Linked DNA regions of Homo sapiens: region 2 is linked to region 1. Evidence: read pairs that join two places in POLR2A ChIA-PET (ENCODE). Cell type or tissue: GM12878. All regions are shown on one strand. Links, peaks and the distances in the headings refer to the core of each region. The heading gives the core; the rest is flanking DNA. Region 1 has its middle 13 kb from the start of LRP10. Region 2 overlaps AJUBA (ajuba LIM protein).

Region 1 (4,390 bases), core at 120-4,119:
ACCCGTCTCTACTAAAAACACACAAAAAAATTAGCCGGGCATGGTGACAGGGTCCCGCTACTTGGTAGGCTGAGGCAGGAGAATGGCATGAACCCAGGAGGCAGAGCTTGCAGTGAGCCAAGATTGCACCACTGCACTCCAGCCTGGGCAGCAGAGCTAGACTCCGTCTCGGAAAAAAAAAAAAAAAAAAAAAAAGAGAGGTCCCTGGGGGCAGGGAAAAAAAAGGATAAATAAACATAGGAAGTAGTCTCTATTCTATAGAAAAATACTGAAGGATACAGGTTGGCTGTTCCTTGAGTAGAGCTCAGGATCTGAGCATAATTTCTCATAGCTCTTGGCCCCAGCTTTGGGCTCTTTGTGCTCTGCCCTCTGAGCCACCTTTCCTTTTTATAGAAAGGCTCATGCTTGCAGCTGTGTTGTTTTCTCAGCCTGCTTTTGCTGCAGAAGTGTGGGGGTCAAGACTGGGCATGGTGGCTCATGCCTGTAATCCCAGCACTATGGGAGGCCGAGGCAGGTGGATCACTTGAGGTCAGGAGTTCAAGACCAGCCTGGGCAACATTGTGAAACCCCGTCTCTACTAAATATACAAAAATGAGCCAGGCATGGTGACACACGCCTGTAATCCCAGCTACTGGGGAGTATGAGGTGGGAGAATCACTTGAACCTAGGAGGTAGAGGCTGCAGTGAGCCAAGATCATGCCACTGCACTCCAGCCTGGGTGACAGGGTGTGAGGCTCCATCTGAAAAAAAAAAAAAAAAAAAAAAAAAAAAAAAAGTTTGGGGGTCCAAAAACTTCTTCTTATTTTGTATTCCCTCTATCTGTTTCAATACAAGCTGGTAGCATTTCTGCCAATACAATTTTCTTAAAACTTTTGCGAATCTCCATTAAATCTTATTGGGGTTCACTCAATTAGATAAAAGTTGTACTCACAAATCTCTTTGAGATAAACTCTTTTCTAACTCAGGCTTCAGTTTAGACTGCTGAGGGGCAACACTCATAAGCTTCTTCTTTTTTTTTTTTTTTTGATGGAGTCTCGCTCTGTCACCCAGGCTGTAGTGCAGTGGCGCAGTCTCGGCTCACTGCAACCTCTGCCTCCTGGGTTCAAGTGATTCTCCTGCCTCAGCCTCCTGAGTAGCTGGAACTACCAGTGCCTGCCACTATGCCTGGCTAATTTTTGTATTTTTAGTAGAGACAGGGTTTCACCATATTGGCCAGGCTGGTCTCGAACTCCTGACCTTGTGATCTGCCCGCCTTGGCCTCCGGAAGTGCTGGGATTACAGGCATGAGCCACCGCGCCCAGCCATAGCTTCTTTTTAAAATTTTTTAGAGACAGGATCTTTCTCTGTCACACAGGTTAGAGTACAATAATACAATCATAGCTCACTGCAGTGTAGAACTCCTGGGTTCAAGTTATTCTCCTGCCTCATCCTCTGGAGTAGCTATGACTACAGGTGCATACTTTCATGCCCACTATTTTATTTTTATTTTTATTTTTATTTTTTTGAGACGGAGTCTCACTCTCTTGCCCAGGCTGTAGTGCAGTGGCGTGATCTTGGCTCACTGTAACCTCCACCACCTGGGTTCAAGCAATTCTCCTGCCTTAGCCTTCCGAGTAGCTGGGATTACAGGCATGTGCCACCACGCCCGGCTAATTTTTTTGTATTTTTAGTAGAGACAGTGTTTCACTATATTGGCCAGGCTGGTCATGAACTCCTGACCTTGTGATCCGCCTGCCTTGGACTCCCAAAGTGCTGGGAGCCACCGCACCAGGCCCATGCCCACTAATTTTAAAAATTTTTTTGTAGGATGGGACCATGCTATGTTGTCCAGGCTGGTCTTGAACTCCTGGCCTTAAGCAATCCTCCCACCTCGACCTTCTAGAGTTCTGGGATTACAGGTGTGACCCACCATGCCTGGCTCTTAAGATTCTTAAAAACTATATCGTTAGGCTGGGTGCTGTGGCTCATACCTGTAATCCCAGCACTTTGGGAGGCCGAGGTGGGTAGATCACATGAGGTCAGGAGTTTGAAACAGCCTGGCCAACATGGTGAAACCCTGTCTGTACTAAAAATACAAAAATTAGCCAGACATGGTGGTACGTTCCTGTAGTCCCAGCTACTCGGGAGGCCGAGGCAGGAGAATTGTTTGGACCCAGGAGGCGGAGGTTGCAGTGAGCTAAGATCATGCCACTGCACTCCAGCCTGGGTGACAGAGTGAGACTCTGTCTCAAAAAAAACCAAAACCAAAACCAAAAACCAAAAACCCCAAAAACCATATTGTTAGACTAAATGGTTTCCTGAGTACCACCTTAGATCCTTCTGATATTAACAAAGCATGTTACACTCAATCTTGGCTTTGTCTTTATACCATGTTTTCCTGAGAGTGCCCTGAATTTGATACTTGCCCAGAAGCTATTTAAAAAATTTAACATCATTTACTGTCTGGAGAGGCTGAGAATTTTAAAATCCAAAAATTCCTGGCTCTCTTTTTGTTTTTCTTTTGAGACGGAGTCTTGCTCTGTCGCCAGGCTGGAGTGCGATGGCGAGATCTCGGCTCACTACAACCTCCGCCTCCTGGGTTCAAGTGATTCTCCCGCCTCAGCCTCCCGAGAGTTGGGACTACAGGTGAGCGCCACCATGCCCAGCTAATTTTTGTATTTTTAGTAGAAACGGGGTTTTACCATGTTGGCTAGGATGGTCTTGATCTCTTGACCTTGTGATCTGCTCGCCTTGGCCTCCCAAAGTGCCTGGATTACAAGCGTGAGCCACCATGCCCGGCCTCCTGGCTCTTTTTAAGTGGTATTTTTTTTTCTTAGCTATCTATCTCGCACTTTACTATAAGCAGCAAAGAAGAAACCAGGTGTTAACTTCAACATTCTCCCTGAAAATCTCCTTAGCTAGATTTCCCATTCATTAATTACATTTTTTACTTTCCATGTTACTACACACTAACTATAGTTGCTAAACTTGCTGAATAACGAGAATCCTTTTTCTTCCAGTTTCTTTTTTTCTTTCTTTTTTTTTTTTTTTTTTGAGATGGAGTCTTGCTCTGTTGCCCAGGCTGGAGTGCAGTGGCACGATCTCAGCTCACTGCAAGCTCCGCCTCCCGGGTTCATGCCATTCTCCTGCCTCAGCCTCCCGAGTAACTGGGACTACAGGTGCCCACCACCAGACCTGGCTAATTTTTTGTATTTTTAGTAGAGATGGGGTTTCACTGTGTTAGCCAGGATGGTCTCAATCTCCTGACCTCGTGATCCGCCTGCTTCGGCCTCCCAAAGTGCTGGGATTAGAGGCGTGAGCCACCGCGCCCGGCCTCTTCCAGTTTTAAAACACATTTTCCTCACTTTCCTTAAGTCTTCACTGGCCGCCTCTTCAAAGACCATCATGTCTGGGTATGGTGGCTTGTGCCTATAATCTCAGTGACTTAGGATCAGTTGAGGCCAGGAATTTGAAATCAGCCTGGGCAACATAGCAAGACCCTGTCTTTAAAAAAAAAAAAAAAGAGGCCACTGTGGTTCTACTAACTGTCGCGTCCAGGCATTTTAGACTTTCACTAACACTCTTCTCAAAGTCTTTCCAGCTTCTGCCCTTTGCCGAATTTCAAAGTCATTCTTACATTTTAGTTGTTTGTCACAGCAGCACTCCACTTTTAGTACCCAAACCTATTAGTTATCTATTGCTGAATGAGAAATCATCCCAAAATTTCACAGCTTAAAATATAAAATAAACATTTATTGTTGTAATCATTTTATATTGGCCAGGAATTTGAAAGTGACTTACCTAGATGAACCTGGCTTAGGATCTCTCATTAGGTTGCAGTCCAAATGTTGGCCAGGACAGTAATCATCTGAAGGTTTGACCGTGGCTGGAGGATCTGCCTCCAAGATGGCTCACTCATATGCCTGGCAAGTTCATGCTGGCTGTTGGCAGGAGGCCTCAGTTCCTTACCTGTGGACCTCTCTATAAGACTTCTTGAGTGTCCTGCAGCATGGCAGCTAGCTTTCTTCAAAATGAGTGATCCAAAAGACAGCAAAACATATTTTTGATTTTAGATTTTAGATTTTTATAATGTCTTTTATTGCTTATTATTCTTGGAAGTCACACACTGTCACTGCTGCCAGACTCCATTAGAAACAAGTCACTGGCCAGGCAGGGTGGCTCACACCTGTTATCCCAGCACTTTGGGAGGCTGAGGCAGGTGGATCACCTGAGGTCAGGAGTTCAAGACTAGCCTGGCCAACATGGTCAAAAATTAGCCTGGTGTGGTGGCATGTGCCTGTAGTTCCAGCTACTCTAGAGGCTGAGGCAGAATTGTTTGAACCCGGGAGTCGGAGATTGCAGTGAGTGGAGATCACGCCACTGCACTCCCAGCCTGGGTGACAGAGCAAGA
Region 2 (4,390 bases), core at 253-4,252, 110 kb before region 1:
TGTCCAAGGTGCCTAGGCTGAGGTGAACTAGGTGCCTTCTTCCCTAGGACTGCCGGATGCAGCTGAGTGATGAGGAAGGCTGCTGCTGTTTCCCTCTGGATGGGCACTTGCTCTGCCATGGTTGCCACATGCAGCGGCTCAATGCCCGACAACCCCCTGCCAACTATATCTGAGCTGCAATCACTGCTGCTGCTGTCACCCTGCAGACAAACTGCTGTGGCCAGTGGGCCCCTCTGAGGCCAGCCAAGGCAAAGAATGCACTCTGCAGGCCTGGCAGAAGAGTCCTCTGGGGAGGACCCCAAGGGCCGGAGACCCAAAGATCATGATATTCCAAATGGATTGTGGAAGAGAAACCTTATATTTACCAGGGTGGGGGCGACTGGCCTTTTTCCCATGTGTGCAGTCTGAGCTTAGGCACACACAGGAGGGTTCCAGGACTTTCTGAACATCTGATTCTGTATCTTCAGTATATATATTTTGTTTGTTTTAGAGATGGGATCTCACCATGTTGCCCAGGCTAGTCTTGAACTCCTGGGCTCGAATGATCCTCCCACCTTGGCCTCCCAAAGTGCTGGGATTATAGGCGTAAGCCACTGTGTCTGGCCTAGTGTATGATTATGCATGAGTCACGCAATGTTCTGGTCCTGGATTCCAGGAGTAGAGGACCTAGCTTTAAATCAATTAGTTTCAGCTAAACTGACTAGAACCAAATCAAAGTGTAATTCTCCCTCCAGCTCCCCCAAACCCCAGAGTTTTGGGGTTGTGGTTGATGCAGTGTGGGATGTCCCTGAGAGGTAGCAAGTCTAGGGTGGTGAGTTCCTGCTAGGCAACCAAATTTAAGCTCCTCACTTTTTGTGACACATGGTGTCAGATATGGGGTCCCGCACCTATATCTGGATGAAGAGGTAGAAACTCTGGACCTCATTAATGAGTTATTTCTTGGCCTTCTTCTAAGGACTAGGAGAGCTCCTTATCTGTCTGAGAATGGGGACCAGCTCTGAGTGGGGTTGCTGCCTGTATTCCCTGTTTCTCAGGAACTTACATGGGTCTGGGGAGGCTAGGTAGGTGATTGTACGTGGTTGCTCTTCTCCTTGGCTGGGGGAGGTAATGAGCAGATCTCTGTGGGTGTGGAGCTTGTTGGGGGGATGTCTAGGAAGCTTCAGCTTAGCCACATTCCCAAGTTTAGGTGCACTGAGCCATATAGCCCAGTGTATGCATGTGTGGGTGTGTTCATGCACACACACACTCTCTCTCTTGTCTCTCTGTCTCTCTCTCACTCTTTCTTACTCTCTTCTCAGGTCACTTGTACACTTGGTTTCCTAGTAGAAGCTCACTTGCCACCTCTCAGAGGGGTCCCGGATTGCATCCATCACAATCCCAAAACTAGAGTTGGGGGGAACTGGAGGGAGCAAAACACTGATTTGATACTAGTCAGTTTGCTTGAAACTAGTTCACCTAAAGCTAGATCTCTTAAAACCAATTTACTGAAAACTTGTTTGCTTAAAGTTAATGACTTAATGACTAATTTGCCAAAAGCTCAATTCCTATTTTGGTGTGTTTATATCCATTTAGGTGTCCTATTCTTTTTTGTCATGCTTTGGATATTTCAAGGATTTATATCTATTCATCCAAGAGTACTTCTGAGCTATTATCAGCAACATAAATTTATCAAATTTGCAGCACTTTGTAAATGATGAGATTGCTTCCTACCTTTATGGATGTCTTTTTCTATGTTATCTACCATTCAAAAACTTTTTTAAAAAGTTTAAAGTTTCTAGCAATAAATACAATTGGTACAGACATTTTGTGTATCATTTTTTTGTTTCTTAATCCAATATTCCTTTACAAATTAAATGCCTTGAAAAATATAATGGAGTTCAATGTGATTTTGATGCTTTGGTCTAACTTCTACATTCCTACTGTTAAAAAGGCCAGTATATCTTAAACAAATGAATAGGCATGAGGCATATTCAGTTGACTTACAATGAAAAGTTATACAGACAACAGTAATAACTAAAAGGGTGAATCTGCTAAATCCTTTTGAAATGCTGCAGATTTGATAAATATTTATTTTAGACTAATTGGTTTTAGGTGAATTGGTTTTAGGCAAATTAATTTAGTAATCTTTGATCTTTAGTCTTCATTTTCTGTCACTCAGTGAGTTTCTTACTGGAAATGATGACTCCTGACAACAGAATTTCCACATTTGGGGGCTATTCTAAGGTGACTATGCCAGCCAACCTGGGAAATACATAAAAGAGATCTCTGAGTGAGAGGGAAAGAGGTCAGATTTATACAACTGAGCGCCAGAGGGGAAAATGCACCTTGTTGGAGTGAGAAATGTTCTGAAACTGAATTACTTCTTGTACAGCTGAGATAGCTTCTTCTGAACTATTATTAAATAAGTGAATACAAAGGCCCTATGATGGGAAATCCAGACAAGCTTGTGTAACTTTACATCCATCCCCTCAGGGATATTTTTTTTTTTTTTTTTTTTTTTGAGACAGAGTCTCACTCTGTCGCCCAGGCTGGAGTGCAGTGGCGCTATCTCGGCTCACTGCAAGCTCCGCCTCCCGGATTCACACCATTCTCCTGCCTCAGCCTCCCAAGTAGCTGGGACTACAGGCGCCCGCCACCACACCCGGCTAATTTTTGTATTTTTAGTAGAGACGGGGTTTCACTGTGTTAGCCAGGCTGGTCTCGATCTCCTGACCTTGTGATCTGCCTGTCTCGGCCTCCCAAAGTGCTGGGATTACAGGCATGAGCCACTGTGCCCGGCTCTCAGGGTTTTTTTTTTTGACAGAATCTCGCTCTCTTGCCCAGGCTGAAGTGCAATGGTGCAATCTCAGCTCACTGCAACCTCCGTCTCCTGGGTTCAAGTGATTCTCCTGCCTCAGCCTCCTGAGTAGCTGGGATTATAGGCCGGCGCCACCACACCTGGCTAATTTTTGTATTTTTAGTAGAGACAGGGTTTTGCCATGTTGGCCAGGGTGATCTCAAACTCCTGACCTCAGGTAATCCGCCTGCCTTGGCCTCCCAAAGTGCTGGGATTACAGTTGTCAGCCACTGAGCCCTGCCTCTTTTTTTTTTTTTTTTTTTTAAGAGTTGGGAGTCTTGCCCAGGCACAGTGGCTCACCCCTGTAATCCCAGCACTTTGGGAGGCTGAGGTGGGAGGATCATGAGGTCAGGAGATCAAGACCATCCTGGCCAACATGATGAAACCTCGTCTCTACTAACAATAAAAAAATTAGCCAGGCATGGTGGGGTGCACCTGTAGTCCCAGCTACTTGGGAGGCTGAGGCAGGAGAATCGCTTGAACCCGGGAGGCGGAGATTGCAGTTAGCCATCGCGCCACTGCACTCCAGCCTGGGCAACAGAGCAAGACTCCATCTCAAAAAGAAAAAAAAAGGCCAGGTGCGGTGGCTCACACCTGTAATCCCAGTACTTTGGGAGGCCGTGGCAGGCAGATCACGAGGTCAGGAGATTGAGACCATCCTGGCTAACACGGTGAAACCCCGTCTCTACTAAAAGTACAAAAAATTAGCCAGGCGTGGTGGTGGGCTCCTGTAGTCCCAGCTACTCGGGAGGCTGAGGCAGGAGAATGGCGTGAACCCGAGAGGCAGAGGTTGCAGTGAGCTGAGATCATGCCAGTGCACTCCAGCCTCGGCAACAGAGCAAGCCTCCATCTCAAAAAAAAAAAAAAAAAAAAAGAGTTGGGAGTCTCACTCTGTCACCCAGGCTGGAGTGCAGTGGCACAATTATGGCTCACTGCAATCTCTGCCTCCCGGGTTCAAGCGATTCTCCCGCCTCAGCCTCCCAAGTAGCTGGGACTACAGGTGTGCACAACCATGACTGGCTAAGTTTAAAAAATTTTTTTTTAGAGACAGCATCTCACTATGTTGCCCAGGCTGGTCTTGAATTTCTGGCCTCAAGTGATCTCCCACTTTGGCCTCCTAAGTCACTGGGATTACAAGCATGAGCTTCTGTGCCCAGCTCCTGACCCTTTGTTTCTTACTCTGATTTTGGCCTCTTCTGTTCCTGATCCGACTCATTCCTTTCTAGGTCTGTGCTGATTGTCCTAGCCTTGGGGCTCCCCAAGACTCTGTTCTTGCCACTGAGGCTACTTCTTCCTGAGGAAAAATAAATGATAACAGCTGATAAGGGCAGGCCATGAAAAAAGAGCAGTCCTAGCCACCCCAGCACCATCACTGGCAGGCTCCCAGGTGTACCCTGCATCACAAGAGCTTCCCTTCTTCCTATTTGCTGGGAGACTAATCCTCCTCAATATTTCTGTTTAGTATTTACAGTTTTTTAGTATTTACAGTTGATGATGAAAGATTCGTGAGGTGCTGCCAAATATACATCAAAAGGTGGAGCTTGTTTGGCCAAC

The links. Peaks named below come from ENCODE experiments on the same cell type or tissue, not always from the same donor. Only the 100,000 strongest peaks of a DNase experiment are listed, where the experiment ranks them.
Region 2: POLR2A ChIA-PET joins it to region 1 with 5 read pairs; 4 of 35 experiments call an interaction of 5 or more read pairs at or near these places.

The regions. Positions count from the first base shown.
Region 1 is chr14:22,856,679-22,861,068 of GRCh38, reverse strand. No RefSeq gene overlaps it. Among named protein-coding and RNA genes, the nearest start is that of LRP10, 13 kb to the left of the region's middle. In GM12878, for the core only: no CTCF peak of the experiment used is centred there; a DNase peak (open chromatin) is centred at 2,308; H3K27ac peaks cover 239 bases.
Region 2 is chr14:22,969,226-22,973,615 of GRCh38, reverse strand. AJUBA (ajuba LIM protein) reads left to right here. Exons shown (of 8, transcript NM_032876.6): 8 at 48-2,439. The coding sequence ends at 173. Among named protein-coding and RNA genes, the nearest start is that of AJUBA, 11 kb to the left of the region's middle. In GM12878, for the core only: no CTCF peak of the experiment used is centred there; no DNase peak of the experiment used is centred there.